Linked DNA regions of Homo sapiens: region 2 is linked to region 1. A link is an interaction called in ENCODE POLR2A ChIA-PET data of the cell type or tissue named here. Cell type or tissue: Panc1. All regions are shown on one strand.

The links. ChIA-PET counts read pairs that join two places held together with the same protein. Peaks named below come from ENCODE experiments on the same cell type or tissue, not always from the same donor. Only the 100,000 strongest peaks of a DNase experiment are listed, where the experiment ranks them.
Region 2: POLR2A ChIA-PET joins it to region 1 with 16 read pairs; 2 of 35 experiments call an interaction of 5 or more read pairs at or near these places.

The regions. Positions count from the first base shown.
Region 1 is chr5:30,454,486-30,462,485 of GRCh38, forward strand. No RefSeq gene overlaps it. Among named protein-coding and RNA genes, the nearest start is that of CDH6, 740 kb to the right of the region's middle. In Panc1, no CTCF peak of the experiment used is centred here; no DNase peak of the experiment used is centred here.
Region 2 is chr5:31,215,582-31,223,581 of GRCh38, forward strand. All of the region lies in intron 1 of CDH6 (cadherin 6), which reads left to right. LOC105374709 (a long non-coding RNA gene) reads right to left here and starts at 1,519. Exons shown (of 5, transcript XR_007058714.1): 1 at 1-1,519. In Panc1, no CTCF peak of the experiment used is centred here; no DNase peak of the experiment used is centred here.

The sequences.
Region 1 (8,000 bases):
ACTATTATTGCTGCTTCTCTGGTTGAACCCTGACTGGCACAAGTAAGTCTAGTAAGTCTAGAAAGCCTAGTATGTCTAGTAAGTCTAGAAAAAAAAAGTTCTATGAATATCTAATTATTTACCACTTTAGCTGATACCCCATCAAAGTCATCAAATATAAAAGTTCCCTAATGTTAGCAGTTTCCTAGTATTACCATCTTATGGAGCCATGATACCATTGTTAACAGTAAGAAATTAACACTATATTAGCAGTAACTAAATCGCAGACTTTATTTGGATATTACCAGTTTTCAGTTTTTACAATAATGTCCTTGTTGTGTTCCAGAGGCCAATCCAGGAAACCATATTAAATTTAATCATTACAGTTTTTTTAGTCTCCTCCAATCCGCAACCATTTCTTTGTATTTGTACTTTTTGTTTTCTTTTTTTCCCCATGACATTAAGGGTCATCGAGTGGGGTGGTCAAGAGGACAATATTAAAGAGTCCTCATCACATATTTCTTCAGTGCAATTCTCAATTTGGGTTCCATTGATTTTGTGTGTGTGTGTGATTAGAATGGGAGTATGTGTTTTCAGGAAGAAGAATACAAACATGAAAGCCCTCATCATTGTACTCTATCAGGGCACATGATATTAACATACTATCAACATCACTCACCATGGGGTAAAGGAATTATCTGCCAGAGGTCTTCACCTGAAAGCTACTAGTTTTTTTCTCCACTCTATTCTTTAAAAAGTTGCTTTTAAAATTTAAGATCTTTATTTTTTCCATCATGATTGAACAGTTACATGTTTTGTAAGTTTTTCAAAATTAGATGCAATCCTGCAATAAAATATCAAAAATGTAAGTTAAAATAAATTAAACTAAAAATCTGAACATAAAAAATTTCCATAATACAACCTTATGTCTGGCTTATTAAATGAGAGAGTGAGAAAGGAAACAAAGGTGTGTAGAGGGAAAGAACAAGGAAGAGAAAAAAATGGAAAGGAAAGAAAGATTGAATGAAAAAAAGGAAGGAAAAAAGAAAAGAAGGAAAAAAAATAAGAAAAAAGGCCCACAGCAATTTACAATAATGTGCCCAATGAAAAATGTGCATTGCTATTTATTCAGAATATCAGAAAATGTTTTGCATATATACATATAATTTGACTTTAAGTTCCGGGATACATGTGCTAAACGTGCAGATTTGTTACATAGGTATAATGTGCCATGTGATTTGCTGCACCTATCAACCCATCATCTGGGTTTTAAGCCCCACATGCATTAGGTATTTGTCCTAATGCTTTCCCTCCCCTTGCCCCCAACGCCCTGACAGGCCAAGGTTGTGATGTTCCTCTCCCTGTGTCCATGTGTTCTCATTGTTCAACTCCCACTTATGAGTGAGAACATGTGGTGTTTGGTTTTCTGTTCCTGTGTTAGTTTGCTGAGAATGTTGGTTTCCAGCTTCATCCCTGTTCCTGCAAGGTTCATGAACTCATTGCTTTTATGGCTGCATAGTATTCCATGGTGTATATGTGTCACAATTTGTTTATCCAGTCTATCATTGATGGGCGTTTGGGTTGATTCCAAGTCTTTGCTATCATAAATAGTGCTGCAATAAACATACGTGTGCATGTGTAGAATGATTTATCCAGTAATGGGATTGCCGGGTAAAATGGTATTTCTGGTTTTAGATCCTTGAGGAATCACCACACTGTCTTCCACAATGGTTGAACTAATTTACACTCCCAGCAACAGTGTAAAAGCATTCCTATTTCTCGACATTCACTCCAGCATCTATTGTTTCCTGACTTTTTAATGATCATGAGATGGTATCTCATTGTGGTTTTGATTTGCATTTTTCTAATGACCAGTGATGATGAGCTTTTTTTCATGTTTCTTGGCCGCATAAATGCCTTCTTTTGAGAAGTATCTCTTCATGTCCTTTGCATGTTTTTTGATGGGGTGGTTTGTTTGTTTTTTTTCTTGTAAATTTGTTTAAGCTCCTTGTAGCTTCTGGATATACCTTTGTCAGATGGATGGATTACAAAAACTTTCTCCCATTCTGTAGGTTGCTTGGTCACTCTAATGATAGTTTCTTTGCTGTGCAGAAGCTCTTTAGTTTAATTGGATCCCATTTGTCAATTTTGGCTTTTGTTGCAATTGCTTTCGGTGTTTTAGTCATGAAGTCCTTGCCCATGCCTATGTCCTGAATGGTATTGCCTAGGTTTTCTTCTAGGGTTTCTATGGTTTTAGGTCTAACATTTAAGTCTTTAATCCATCTTTAGTTAATTTTTGTATAAGGCGTAAGGAAGGGGTCCAGTTTCTGTCTTCTGCATATAGAGTTATTGCCTATTCTTTAACAAATCTCTAGGTAGTTAAAAAAAAACACAAATATTATATGGTAAATTATGTCTCCTCAAGAAACTTATATCATGAGAAATTATCTGTGAATGCCTTCAAAACCATCCTGGAAATTGGTCAACAGCAGAAATGACCCTCACTTTTTCCCTCTCCAGTGTACACAAACACAAATACACACAGATGTTGCATCATATACACAGTGCACATATTCACATATGATGGATGATGTGGTAATAGTAAATGTACCTGAAGAAGTGAGTTCAGGATTCGTGTTGCTCACACTATGGTCTTTCACCCAAAGCCCACTTCTGGGTACTAAGCACTCATTACCCCCGCTGCAGGCTAGAAATGTTGTTTGTTGACACCTCACACCTGTGTCCCTCCCTGGCTATTGCTATTTCCCCAGGTTGTCACCCTCCTTGAGTGCAGTCTATAGCCAGTGACTATATGTGGCCAAAACAATCACTAGCTATGTTCGTTGAGGGGAGTCAGAGGAATCCTTTGTTTCCAATGTGATAAAGAATGAGCTGATAAGGGGGACAGAAGCACTGTTGAGAAGCTCAGTGGTGGCTTTTCTTTGCTGGCCAGGGTTTTGCATGGATGATATATACTCTTACAGGCGGTGTTTTTTGACAGTGCTTCCCTAATAACTACCTGCTTGTAAGTCTCCATCTCGGCATCTATCTTAAGAAGACTGACCTATGACTTCTGACTTTTCATCTGTGTCTTGGGATAAGAAATTGTCAGGGAATGGGTTATGCTTGGAATGGTCGTGACTGTTCAACTTCTTACACAACATATGCACATATACCCTACAATTAACTTCACATTTTAAGCACGTTCTGACTGAGATCAGCTACCCTGATTCTATCTATCTTCTTGTTTAATTAATATGTTGTGTGACATAAATTTAAAAGGAAGAGGCAAAAAATTAATTCAGGTTTCCTCATTGAGTTTTGAATAAGAATAAAACCATGGAACAAAGAAATTATCGAATGATTATTCATAGAAAAAATATTTTACTTGTGTTTTCTTCTATATTTTTGTTTTCAAAAATTTCTCCATTAATGGCAACTTCAAGAGGGCAAAAGGATGGACAAAAAGGTTTGGCTCACAGTTTAAACAAAAATCAACTCATTGTATCAGAAGATTAAAAAAGACTTTTTAAACACTTGTTTATAATTTAATTATTTAAAACTTTTCCTGACCTACTACATAAAGATTTCAAAATTAATTCCCTTTGGAGAATGCACTTCACAGAGGAACAAAACATTATTTGACCTCTTTTAACTCATGTTGCAACCTAAGAGTGAGTTATTGTTTTAAAACATCATTTCTTTTTCTTTTTTTTTTTCTTTTTTTTTTTTTTTTTTTTGAGACTGAGTCTCGCTCTGTCGCCCAAGCTGGAGTGCAGTGGCGCGATATCTCTGCTCACTGCAAGCTCTGCCTCCCGGGTTCACACCATTCTCCTGCCTCAGCCTCCCAAGTAGCTGGGACTACAGGTGCCTGCCACCACGCCAGGCTAATTTTTTTTTTTTTTTTTTTTTTTTTTTTTTTGTATTTTTAGTAGAGACAGGGTTTCGCCGTGTTAGCCAGGATGGTCTCAATCTCCTGACCTCGTGATCCGCCCGCCTCGGCCTCACAAAGTGCTGGGATTACAGGCGTGAGCCACCACGCCCAGCCGCTTAAAACATCATTTCTGTAGTTCTGCTTGAGTCCGACTACACTCCACTTTTCTATTTGGATGGTCATCTGTCTCAGCCTTTTTAGTAGCATTTTATTTGTACTAACTTTCTAACTTTATGTTTTTCCAGCAATGTTTTTCTTATGTTTCATTCCATGTGTCCTTTCTGATTCTTTTGATGTTAGAAAAAATAAATACTGTGCAGGAGGATCACTGAAGTTTTATAATGCAGACTCCAGCAGAACAGAAACTGAAATTAGGAAAGGTAGGCACACATATACACAGAGTCACTTGAGGCTGATAAATTATGACCACAACTGCAGCCAGTATCATTTAAGTACTCTTTAGTTTCTGATGATAAAGCTCTAGCTTATCACCATGCTGACAACTGCAAACCCCTGTGGCCCTTAGCTTCTGTCTTTGCTATTTGTTACCTAGTCAGCCACATGGAATTTAACAGCTTAGTAAAGTATCTTTCTAAGTAGACTTCCAGAAAAGACAGAACAAAGCTAGTAGGGGCTTATGTCTTGGTTAAAGACATTATTTCTTCCATTTAAGTTCCACTTCCCCATTGCAGAGAGAAAAAACAGGTATGAAATTACTGTTTTGTCTGTAAATATCTCTACCCTGTTAACTATTGTTTTGAAGGAGAAAGAAAAAATTATTTGGGCTTGAATATTAAAAGTAAAAGATTCCATGTTTAGTTCATAATTTCAGAATGATTATATATTTTGATTTGTGCTTGCTACTTCTACTTGAGAGAAAAGAATCTTTATGTCTACATGCTAAACAAAACATTATACTGCTAGAATTTCTTTTAAATAGGACTTAAAATTAAATATATGTATATTATTTTTCAATTATGGGCTCTTGATATTCAAATTAAGAATTACAGGAGAACTAGGATAGCAACAGAGTAAAACAAAAGTTTTGATGGCAAATTAGCCTGCTTCATTTTGCCAGTTTTAGGATCATTATCTGCTACTTCTACAGGTCAATAAAGCAGGTAAGCCGAGAATACATTTATCCTTCTGATCAGGTAGATGTAAATGCGAATGTTCAAACAGTTTAGAATATTCTAAACTAAAGCAGTTCAGTTTAGAATATAGATAAGTATAAAAGAGGCAGAATATTTTTTAAATAGCCAGGCAATATTTTTCTTTTTAGGGTTATGTAAGTGTCTATCTTATGCCAGCAATCAACATGATGATATATTACCTGTTATATAACAATTTTAAGTAAATACTATATCTATTTCCATTAAATGAGCATTTGAATATTGCAGCAACTTTAAATTACATAATTTATAAAAATAAATATTGTATAATGAAAGTTTTACTTTAGTATTTTTCATCATTCCCTTTTATACTTCTGTTCTATCATTATCTAAAAAATATACATAACTAGATAAGAAATCCTATTTTTGGCCGGGCACAGTGGCTCACGCCTGTAATCCCAGCACTTTGGGAGGCCGAGGCGGGCGGATTACGAGGTCAAGAGATCGAGACCATCCTGGCTAACATGGTGAAACCCCATCTCTACTAAAAAATACAAAAAATTAGCTGGGTGTGGTGGTGGGCGCCTGTAGTCCCAGCTACTCGGGAGGCTGAGGCAGGAGAATGGCGTGAACCCAGGAGGTGGAGCTTGCAGTGAGCCAAGATTGTGCCACTGCGCTCCAGCCTGGGCGACAGAGCCAGACTCCATCTCGAAAAAAAAAAAAAAAAAGAAAAGAAAAGAAAAAGAGAAAAAAGAAGAAATCCTATTTTTTACTGGCTCTATGTCGGTGTTTTTATTTTACAGTTTTGCCATTGGCATCAGGCAAAGAAAATGGAGACTAAAAGTGATTTTGATGTGTTATCATCAAGCTAGATTCTAGTAACTTTAATAATGTGAGTGTTTTCTTTAGTAAGGTGATAGAATATTAATCAAAAAACTTTTTAAAATAAATCAGAATATTTTCTAGTGCTTGAAGGAGAAAATAATAAAGGGTGAAAACATGTAGTCAGATAATATTATGCTGACTTGAGAAGATTTCTTAGACAAAACCAAGTAATATTATTAATACTTTCCTCAGTTTTCCTTCTCTTTACTTGATTATTTTCTCATGTCATGTAATTTATTCTAACTTGAGCATTAACTCATTCTCTTTTTTTTCTTTCCTATGGAAAAGGCTCTAAGAATCAGCATATACGCTAGTTATACATAATAGCAAGTAAATTGCATTTTTTTAGAGATATCTGCAGAAAAGAACCAATTTTTATTATCTTCATTACATATTCAAGTCTGGTTGGAAAATTTCATTCTAAAACTAGGTAATCAACCTACCTAAAGATTGTTCTTAAAGCTTTTTCATTAATGAACCTTTAGTGCAACCAGTGAAAGTTAAACTTTTCTCCAAGGGCCCATGTACTTAAAAGCAAACACAGATAAAATAATTTGCTCATAATTCCAGTAGGTTAATAGAACTTATGGACCCATCCATAGATTCAAATTAATCAAGCCCAAGCAAATCCTAGTTAAGTAATTTAAGACAACTTTAGAATCTTAATACATATTGATTTCACTTTAGCTTCTTTCTTGAGAGAATATCCAATCTATCGCACCATCCAGAACATTACATTTGTTTTCTAGTTTTCTTAAATAATGTCCAGCTTTTAATCAAAACCACTCAGAGTACAGAAAGATTAGACTTAAGTTTTAACATTCAGTCAAAACAAACAGTAAAATTTGACCTAGGGTAAGAAGCAGTTATTGGAGTTATCAGCCAAAGACTTTTAAAAAAATGATTTATAGTCACAAAATCAAGAGAAAAGATGAGAAAAGTTGGCAGAGGTCAGTAAAACAAGTACATAAATAATGTTATTGTGGGCTGGATGCAGTGGCTCACACCTGTATTTCTAGCACTTTGGGAGACCAAGGCAGGCAGATTGCTTGAGCTCAGGAGTTTGAGACCAGCCTGGGCAATATGGTGAAACCTCATCTATACAAAAAATACAAAAATAAGCCAGGCATGGTGGCACATGCCTGTAGTGCCAGCTAGGGAGGCTGAGGTGGGAGGATTGCTTGAGCCTAGAAGGTTGAGGCTACAGTGAGCCATAATCGAGCCACTTCACTCAAGCCTGAGCAACAGAGTGAGACTCTGCCTCAATAATAACAATAATAATAATGTTATTCTTAGTTATATGAAATATAAACAAAGATACAGAAGTAATATTTTAAAATGCATCAAGATACAAATTCAAGAACAGTTATAAACTTCAGGAAGGGTAAATTTCTTCAAGCTTTTTTTAAATAAATAAAACTTTCACGTTGGCACATCATTAAAGATTGCTGAAAACCAAACACAAAAAGAAAACTAAAAGAACCCAAATGGTGCGGGGTGGGATTATAACCTTCCAAAGTAAATGATTTTACTGAGAACTAACTTCACAAAAAAAGAAACAAACAAAAGAAAACAAAATATGAAAGACAAAGGAATGACATCGTCACAACAATTTTTGAAAAATAATGGCCAATCTAGAGTACAAGACAACTTTTAAGTGATTCAAAATAGTAATGAAAAATGTTAAATGCTATGTCCATTGTGAACACCTTTGGACAATAAAGAAAAAAAATATTTCAAGCAACCAAAGAAAGTGACAGCATGTTACCACCAATAGAAAGAAATTAATACAATTTAATTATGTGGAAATATAAAATAAAAAAGGAGTTTAAAAAAAGAAAGAAATGAAAGAAATAAAAATTCAAATATTTGACCAAACATAACAAGCCAGTACCATTAATAACAATATATTGTGAGGTTACAAATTCAATAAAGTTTTAACTGAACAAGAGAACTCAAGGCAGAAGAGGTTAAATGGAGCAAAATACACAATAAAATACTAATTTATAATATTCTTTCATAGTCAGGGATGGATCTTGTAACCTCAAAGAAAATAATACTAATATATAATTGTCCAGTCATATTCATGC
Region 2 (8,000 bases), 760 kb after region 1:
TCTTTTTTTTTCTCATTGTGGGTATTCAAAGTCTCCATGTCTAAAGTAAAGAGCTTTGCCACAGGTATCCAGATGCAGGACGGAATCAAGTCTAAGAGCCAAAGCCTTCACCTGGTACTCACCAGCAGAGTGAGCCTGAGAAATCTCTTTTTCTCTCCATGTCCTAACTCCTAACATTATTAGGAAGATTGAATGAGATGGATGGTAAAGGCTTTGCACAGTTCTTGACTCACATGTAAGGAAACCAGGCAGCTCCCTTCACAGAATCAAACCTGGATTATCCAATTTGACGATGGACAGCAAATTTCCACATAGCAACCAAGAGACAGATGACCTAAAACCTGTGTTTCCTGATAATGACTGTGTGTTTACACTCACCATCATAAAGTAGGAAGAAGGCCCTTTGGTTTTTTTTCAAAATCTATGCCCTCCTACAGCAAAAGTATAAAGGGGTCTTAAGGTGTTTTAAAGTTCTACAACATAGTCTATTATATTATTTAGATCATGCATTTATGTACACATTCAATGAAGTTTTGGAACTTAAAATACATCTGACTTTTTTTTTTTGAAAACTTAGGGTCTGTTCTAAAAAATGAAATAATTTCAGAGTTTAAGAAGTTTGCTTGCAATCTAATGCTTATTTTGTCAATTCAGTTGCACGTAAACATTACTGTACATGCCTTGAGGGAAAAAATGTTGTTGCTCCAATACAGGGGACAGCAATCTATGGCTCTCAGGCCAAATCCAGCCACTGCCTGCTTTTGTGTGGCCTGCAGGCTGAAAATGGTTTGTCCATTTTTAAATAGTTAAAAAGAATCAACAGAAAAACAGTATTTTATGATATATACTGTATTACATATTATTTTATATAAAATTCAAATTTCAGTGTCCATAAATAAAATTTTTGGAACAAATTGTGTATGTATTGCCTATAGCTGTTTTCACTCTACCATAGCATAGTCAAATAGTTGCAACAGAGATGTGTATGGCCCACATACACATCTAGTGTATGTGGTAGTAAAGATAGTAAAAATCTTTACTATCTGGCCCTTTAGAAAAACAGTCCACTGACTCCTGCTGTAATATAGCAAGCCCTGCCACCAAAAAAAAAAAAAAAATGCAACAAGGAGTATTCAACTTAGAGATAGGTTTTATACAAAAAATTCATTGGGAAGTCAGTTATCCATGAAAACCAAATAATAAATGGCAGTTTGACTCCTGACTAGCCCGCAAATGCCAATTAACTTATAATTGATTTTAACTGTAGTACTAAAAGCCTGAGTTATGAAGTTTAGAAATATGTGACTGTTAAGTTGCATAAGAGATGAGGAAAAGATTTCCATAAACTTTTTCTGGTTGAGAGACGGTAGAGAGGCTCATGTGTGGTTTTAGGGTCCTTCTCCCTGGGTGCTGTTGTGCTCTCTGAGCAGAGGGACCTTTTATTATGCATGTTGATATTCCTCACAGTAATTCAGCCCAGGGCGTGTATAGGTGCAACAATATAGACCTGTTAAATGAAGTGGGGTTCGTACATTTCTATGTTCTGTGTGTTGAATAGTCAATTTTCCACATAATCTTTGTCTCTCTTTTGTTAGTAGGCAAAATTTTTCATAAATTTAGATCCGTTTTAAGAAAAACATTTTTAACTTTCAAATATAGTGGTTTTCAACTTTTTAAATTGTAAACCACAATAAGAAATACATTTCACATCACAGCCTAATGCACACATCCATATATACTCATAATTAAAACAAAGGTTATTCAAAAAAAGAAATTTTCTACATCAAAAAGTATCTGTTCTTTCATATTCTATTCCGTTTAACTGTTTTTAAATTCTCATCAGTCTTACCAGATGGGTTTAGTGGCCTACTAATGCGTCATAACCAACAGTGTGAAAACCTGGACCTATATTATTTCAAAATAAATAGCTGGATACTCACAAGTGAACTGATTCAATCAATCAGTTATTTCAGGACTATTAATTGAGCACTTTAATAAGTACCTGGGCCAGACACCATGCCAGACACTGGGATGCTGTAATCAACAAGACATCCTCCCTAACCTCAAAGAACTGAATGGTTAGGTGGCGAGGTAAAACACAGTAACTGATGTTGAGGGGGTGAACATTTTTCAGCTCAGCCACAGGTACACACAAGTTACAATATAAAGCCTCTAGGAGTAAGAGAATAAATCCAAGTCCCAGGCCCAGCTCTGCCTCTATTTAACTAATGTTTTCATTAACCTTGGATTTAAGGCATGGCTTCCTGTTTCGTTTAAGCTATATTTAGCTTAAATACAGTTAAAACATTGTTAAATTGTTAAATACAGTTAAAAACTGTAAAAGATACAGTTAAAAATTGAATGTAAGTACAGATGAAGCTAAAATTCGATATTTAGTAGTTTTCTTGCTGAAATAGAGATGGCATTTGTTTTTTTATTGTCATTAAAGTCTATTAAGTTAATTTTAATTTGTTTTTACAACCAATTACTAAAAATGGCATTATTATTATAATACATTTGAAATTCCAGAACAGTTAAAATCATGGAAATACCAAGTTGAAATATACTTGCAATATGTTCTTGCAACCATTACTATTTTAAGCTTAATTATAATATATTATCCAATGAAGCAATTAGGCATTTTATAAGCAGATAAATTCACAAAAACAGAAAAAAAGGACACAATGCTCAATCATTGTATTTAAAATTATAGCCAAAAGAAAACTATACCTGAAAGAGGTTTATCTCACATGTCTCAAAGATTTATAGTTAATTAAAGTAAAACATGGGTAGGTAATTCCAAAGGCACAGCAATTTCATCCATTTAACAAAGAGCTCATTTTACTGGTAGAAATTGTAGATATGAGAAAGCACAGGGGTTTTTGTTTTTAAAGAAATTGGACCCACTCTCGTTTATTTCGACAGAAAGTTCCTAAGTGTGTTCTTGCTATCTTCCCCCATTCTACCCAAGCCCAGGGTAAGCTCTGGGTTCCTTTTCTGTGAGCCCCACATTCAGCCCATCAGAGCACAGTCATCTCTTCTGCCCAAATATGTCCAGAATCCATTTCCTTTCCTCTCTCCACTTGCAGAACCTAAGTCCAAACCACAATTTATTTCCCCCTGCCCAAACTCCAGCACAGACCTCCAGCTTGTATCCCTGCTTTCTGTCTCTTGCTTCTGTGAAATCCAGGGTCTAACACAGGGTCATCTATAAAATTTAAGTCAGAGCATGTTACTCCTGCTGCTTCAAAAGCTCCCGTGGTTCCCACAGCACTAACCCACTCTCATCCCCTACCACTTCGCTCTTTCCTAGCACACTCTGCTTCAGTCACATTTAACTTCTTTCCTAGATGGGATGGTTAATTTTATGGGTCACCTTGGCTGAACCAAGGTGCCCAGATCATTATGCCAAATGTTTCTATTAAGGTGATTTTTGGATGAGATCAACGCATTTTTAAATTGGTGGATTTTGAGCGGATTAGCTTCCATAATGTAGGAGGGCCTCATCCAAGCAATTGAAGGCCGAATAGAACAAAGACTCAAACACACAAACACAGCAAGAAGGAATTCTGCCAGCAGATGGCCTTTGGACTCAAACTGCAATTCTCTTCTGTGTCTCCAGGTTACCTGTGTTTTAAAGTCCTACAAGATAAGCCATCAGATTTTTTTGACTCACCAAGCCTCCATCCACAATTGTGCAAGCTAGTTCCTTAAAGTCTCTCTCTCTAGATAGGTAGGTAGGTAGAGAGAGACAGAGAGATACACATACACACAGCCACACACATCACATCCTGTAGGTTCTGTTTTTCTGGAGCACCCTGGCTATAATACATCAAACATATCCAATTTTCCCTGTAACACTTTTGCTCTTGCCATTCCTACTCTCTGAAACTCCCTTTCCAGGCTCAACATATGACTGCCTTCTTCACATCATTCATGCCCTCTTTGAGCTGAGGCATGAATGATGTAAATGAGGCAGTTATATGTTGAGCTCACCCCAGATACACCATCACATTACCCAGTTTCATTTCCTGCATGGAGTTTCTCATCCTGAAATGACTTCTATTCATTTGTTTATTTGTATATTGTCCAATTTCCCCTGATGGATTCCAAGTTCCAGGAGGGAAAAGACCTGTTATATATTGTTCTTTGTTGGGTTCCCAGCACCTAGAACAATGCATGGGACAAGTATTCAGTAAGTATTTATTGAATAAATGAATTAGTTAAAATGTTAAAAATTCAAGTGACTTCTATGCACTATCAATCAACCATCAGAATTTGTTTTGTCCAGGAGGTCAATCTCCATTCACAGTTCATACAATGAAGAAGACAGTTGTATATCACATGAAAAAGTTGTTCCCCTCTTAATTTCCACACATATTGTATCGTTTAAGTCTTAAATGGGGAAACTCAGATACTTACTAAAATTGTCTTAAACCTCTCTTTTATTTTGCATAGTTTAGTGTAATACATTTGTTATTAAATTAGAGCTAGAACCTTATTCTTCCTTTGTACACTTCCACAATTAAAAACAGTTCTTTATATTTTTCTGTGACACATCTTCCATGTTGGAGAGCATCAAAGCATCTTGTCAGTGTGTGGACCTAGTTTCAAAGGTTCTACCTGCTAACCAGTTCCTTTTTTGAATTAATGAGACAATGTTGTTCATGTTGCCAAAATCAAAGCAAAATACTGATTTTTTTAAATGTGAGAACTCAGGAAGCAGGACCAACTCCAACAGATATGCTAAATCCACTTAAAAGTGTTTGGAATATTTTAACTTCATAAGCACATTATACTGCACTCCTTATATCTCATAGTATCTGATACTCTTAGAGTTAGTGTGAGTTATTAAAGTGAGGGATGCCAAATTCTCTATTTATTTCTTCTCTCATCTGTTCATTCATTTCATTATGAGGCATTGCTAAGGACCAAGTACTGAACTAGGTGCTAAGTATACATAGGTGAATAAAATAGACACAGTCCCTGCCCTTGAGAAGCTTACAGTCTCATGGAGGAAGGAAAAAAAAGGTAAACAAATAAGTCAATACATATGTACATAAAAACTATAATGCGTGCTATGAAGAAGGTGGACCTGGAAATAATGGTAGCAAATCACTGAGGGGGCATATTCTCTGATACAGAAGTTATAAAAAGCCTCTTCGTAACAGTGATATTTTATCCCCCAACCTGAAGGATGAAAAGGAGGAAGCCAAGAGAAAAACTGGGGGTGGGAAGATGAAAACTGGCCAAGAGTCCCAGGAAGAGGGGTCAGCATGGGTAAGGAGTGTAGGGAAGCAAGTGACTGATCCAGTTTAAGAACTAAAGGGATTTTTTTCCATGGGGCATCATCCTGAACATCTGGATTTATTCTTTCCCTTAGCCTTTGACTAAGATCTTAAGCTGTCTTGCCTGAATTCTCACCCTATCCTGGATACAGGCTGTTCAGGGGGGAGACATTTAAATAGAAACCATGTAGTTTGTCATGCAAATTGAATCTCTTGAGCAGAATTCGATTTAATAAATGTCCCAAATGTTCATTATGCAAGCACAGCCTGGCTGCACATTGACGAAGTCCTTTGTCAACAGCAGCGACTCAGTCTGTCCCCAGTCACTCACTCACCAGTCAAGCACTCCAGCTGACTGCCAGAACCCTTTAGAAAGTAAACACTACTGATTAGATAGGTTGAATCAATACTTCTTTTCCTTACATACCAGTAGTGTTGATTTCATAGGCCAGAACCAGAAACCCTTTATTGGTCTTGTGCTCAACTCACATACATTTCAGTCATCTGCAGTCAACTTTAATTCTATTCAGAAAGAATTAACACGCAACAGCTCCAAGTAATGGAATCTTGGAATTAAGAGAGAAATCATTCTCTAGAATTTTCAAAAAACTTATTTCATTGATGAAGATTTTATCTTTTTTTCAATATTTTTTCACTGACCTTTATTAAACATTTTATTAAATACACCTGAGAAAAGACTGTCTTCAAAGATTGATGACTCGTGGAAGAAATTGGAAGGAATCAGAAAGCCTGGCTTAGAGTTATGATGAAACTTGATGACGGTGCCATCTTGCACTTGATCTTTTATTCACAATTTGCACAAGCTAACAAGCTTAGGCACATTCGTCAGTTAATCAATGCAAATGTCATGTAAGGTACTGGGGAGAGAGTTGTTTAAGAAAGATGATGTGATGTGGTAGACAAGCTTGGGTTGTAGAATATTACACATGAAACTTAAAATTCCAATTTGGCCATTACGAGTTAGGAGTTTTTGAGACAGGTAGTTCCTCAAGTTATTTAATTTTTTTTTTCACTTGCAAAAGTGGGGATCAAATCTGCTAGACTTGTTGTGTGGATTATATGAGAAACCATATGTAAAACCATCCGGGAGGCTTTCTCCCAGCTAGTCAGCTTTAGAATGTGTTAGCTTGCCTTTCTCTACCCACTAACATTTTCAATGCAACTATAAAATACCTTTTTCTATTGTAGTTTTAAAAATAGGAAAGACTTCCCTTCTATAAAACTTCTTACAAGAGAAATAAATCTTAAAATGGCCAAGTGACTTTTTTTCAATAGGGATATTCACTACTTCTAGGAATGTTTTAATATTGGAAATATGTAACTGTTAATACCTGATACATAATGACAAAACTCTGACAATCAAATGAACATTCCTTAATGCCAATTTTTCCTTATTCTAAGAATGTAATCCTGCCACCTTGTAAAAGTGATTGATACAGGTATAAAGTTTGCCCTGCATATAAATCAGAGAAAGTGAATTAGATATAAGTATGTTAAGTTCCTTATTTCTCTATTTGTCATATGAATCAAATTTTATGCATTTTACATTTTGTCTGGAACAATGCTACAGAAAGTTTTTTTAATTAAAACTTTCCAAAGGAATATATTAAATCGAGCTTAATATGAAAGTGTTTTCTGCTGATGATTCAGATATCAGTGCAATTAGAATCATCTCCTGGGTGCCAAGTTCAGTGCTAAGACTTTAGTACATTTTATCTCACTTAATCCTCTTAATATCTATAAAACATAAGTATATATTTACACATATAGAGATAAATTCATTACACAGATGAGAAATTGAGATCCAGAGAAATTAAGAACTTCCTTAAAGTAGAATAATTCACTAATGGTGATTTTATAACCTAAATCAAAGTCTGTCTAATTCCACAGAGCCTCTATTACACTTGGCAAAAATAAAACTAAGCCAATCTACTATAAATTATAGGTCATCTGCTGTTTTCATTATTTTGTGCATTATCCTAATCAATACCATGATCCTTAGATATTTGAGGGACTATATTTTCTTGCAAAGTTCTCACTTTTTTGAGACGGTGAACTCATTTGTTCTTTTGCAATACCAACTCTCTCTCTCTCCCGCACTTTTCCTCTTTCTCTCTCACTTTTCCTCTCTCTTACTCTTTCTCTCTCTCTCTCACACACACATTCTTTTCAGCCACCTCTTCACTCTCTCAAGCTACACAGTGTCTTTCAGTACCTGAAAAAAATACATCTCATTTTCTTTCCCTGTTGACTTATGTACAAGTTCATTGATGCCATCTTTATCTTTAGAGTAGTAGAGATTTATTTAGAAGCCCTTTTAAAAGTGAACCGCATTTTAAGGACACAGTTTCACAGTGGCGGATAAAAATTGCTCTTAGAACTTGTTTGATGCATTTTCATCTCTTTCTTTAACTGCTTTGCTCACAATATTCTGACTTTGTATTTATTTCTCCTTGAAGAATTTGTTGTCAAAAAAATTAATTACTTTGCTGCTAATAAAATTAGGATTTCAAAAAAATGGAAGCTTTGTAACATTATCCCTCCTTCTGGGAAACATACTTGTGCTCTCTAATGTGGAACTTAGGAGTTTTGTAAATCCAGTACTTTGTTTAAATAGTTTAATGAGATTCTTATTTTATTCTTGTTTGTAATTATTTGTAGAATGTGCAGCTCTCAGTGATTTCATTCTTA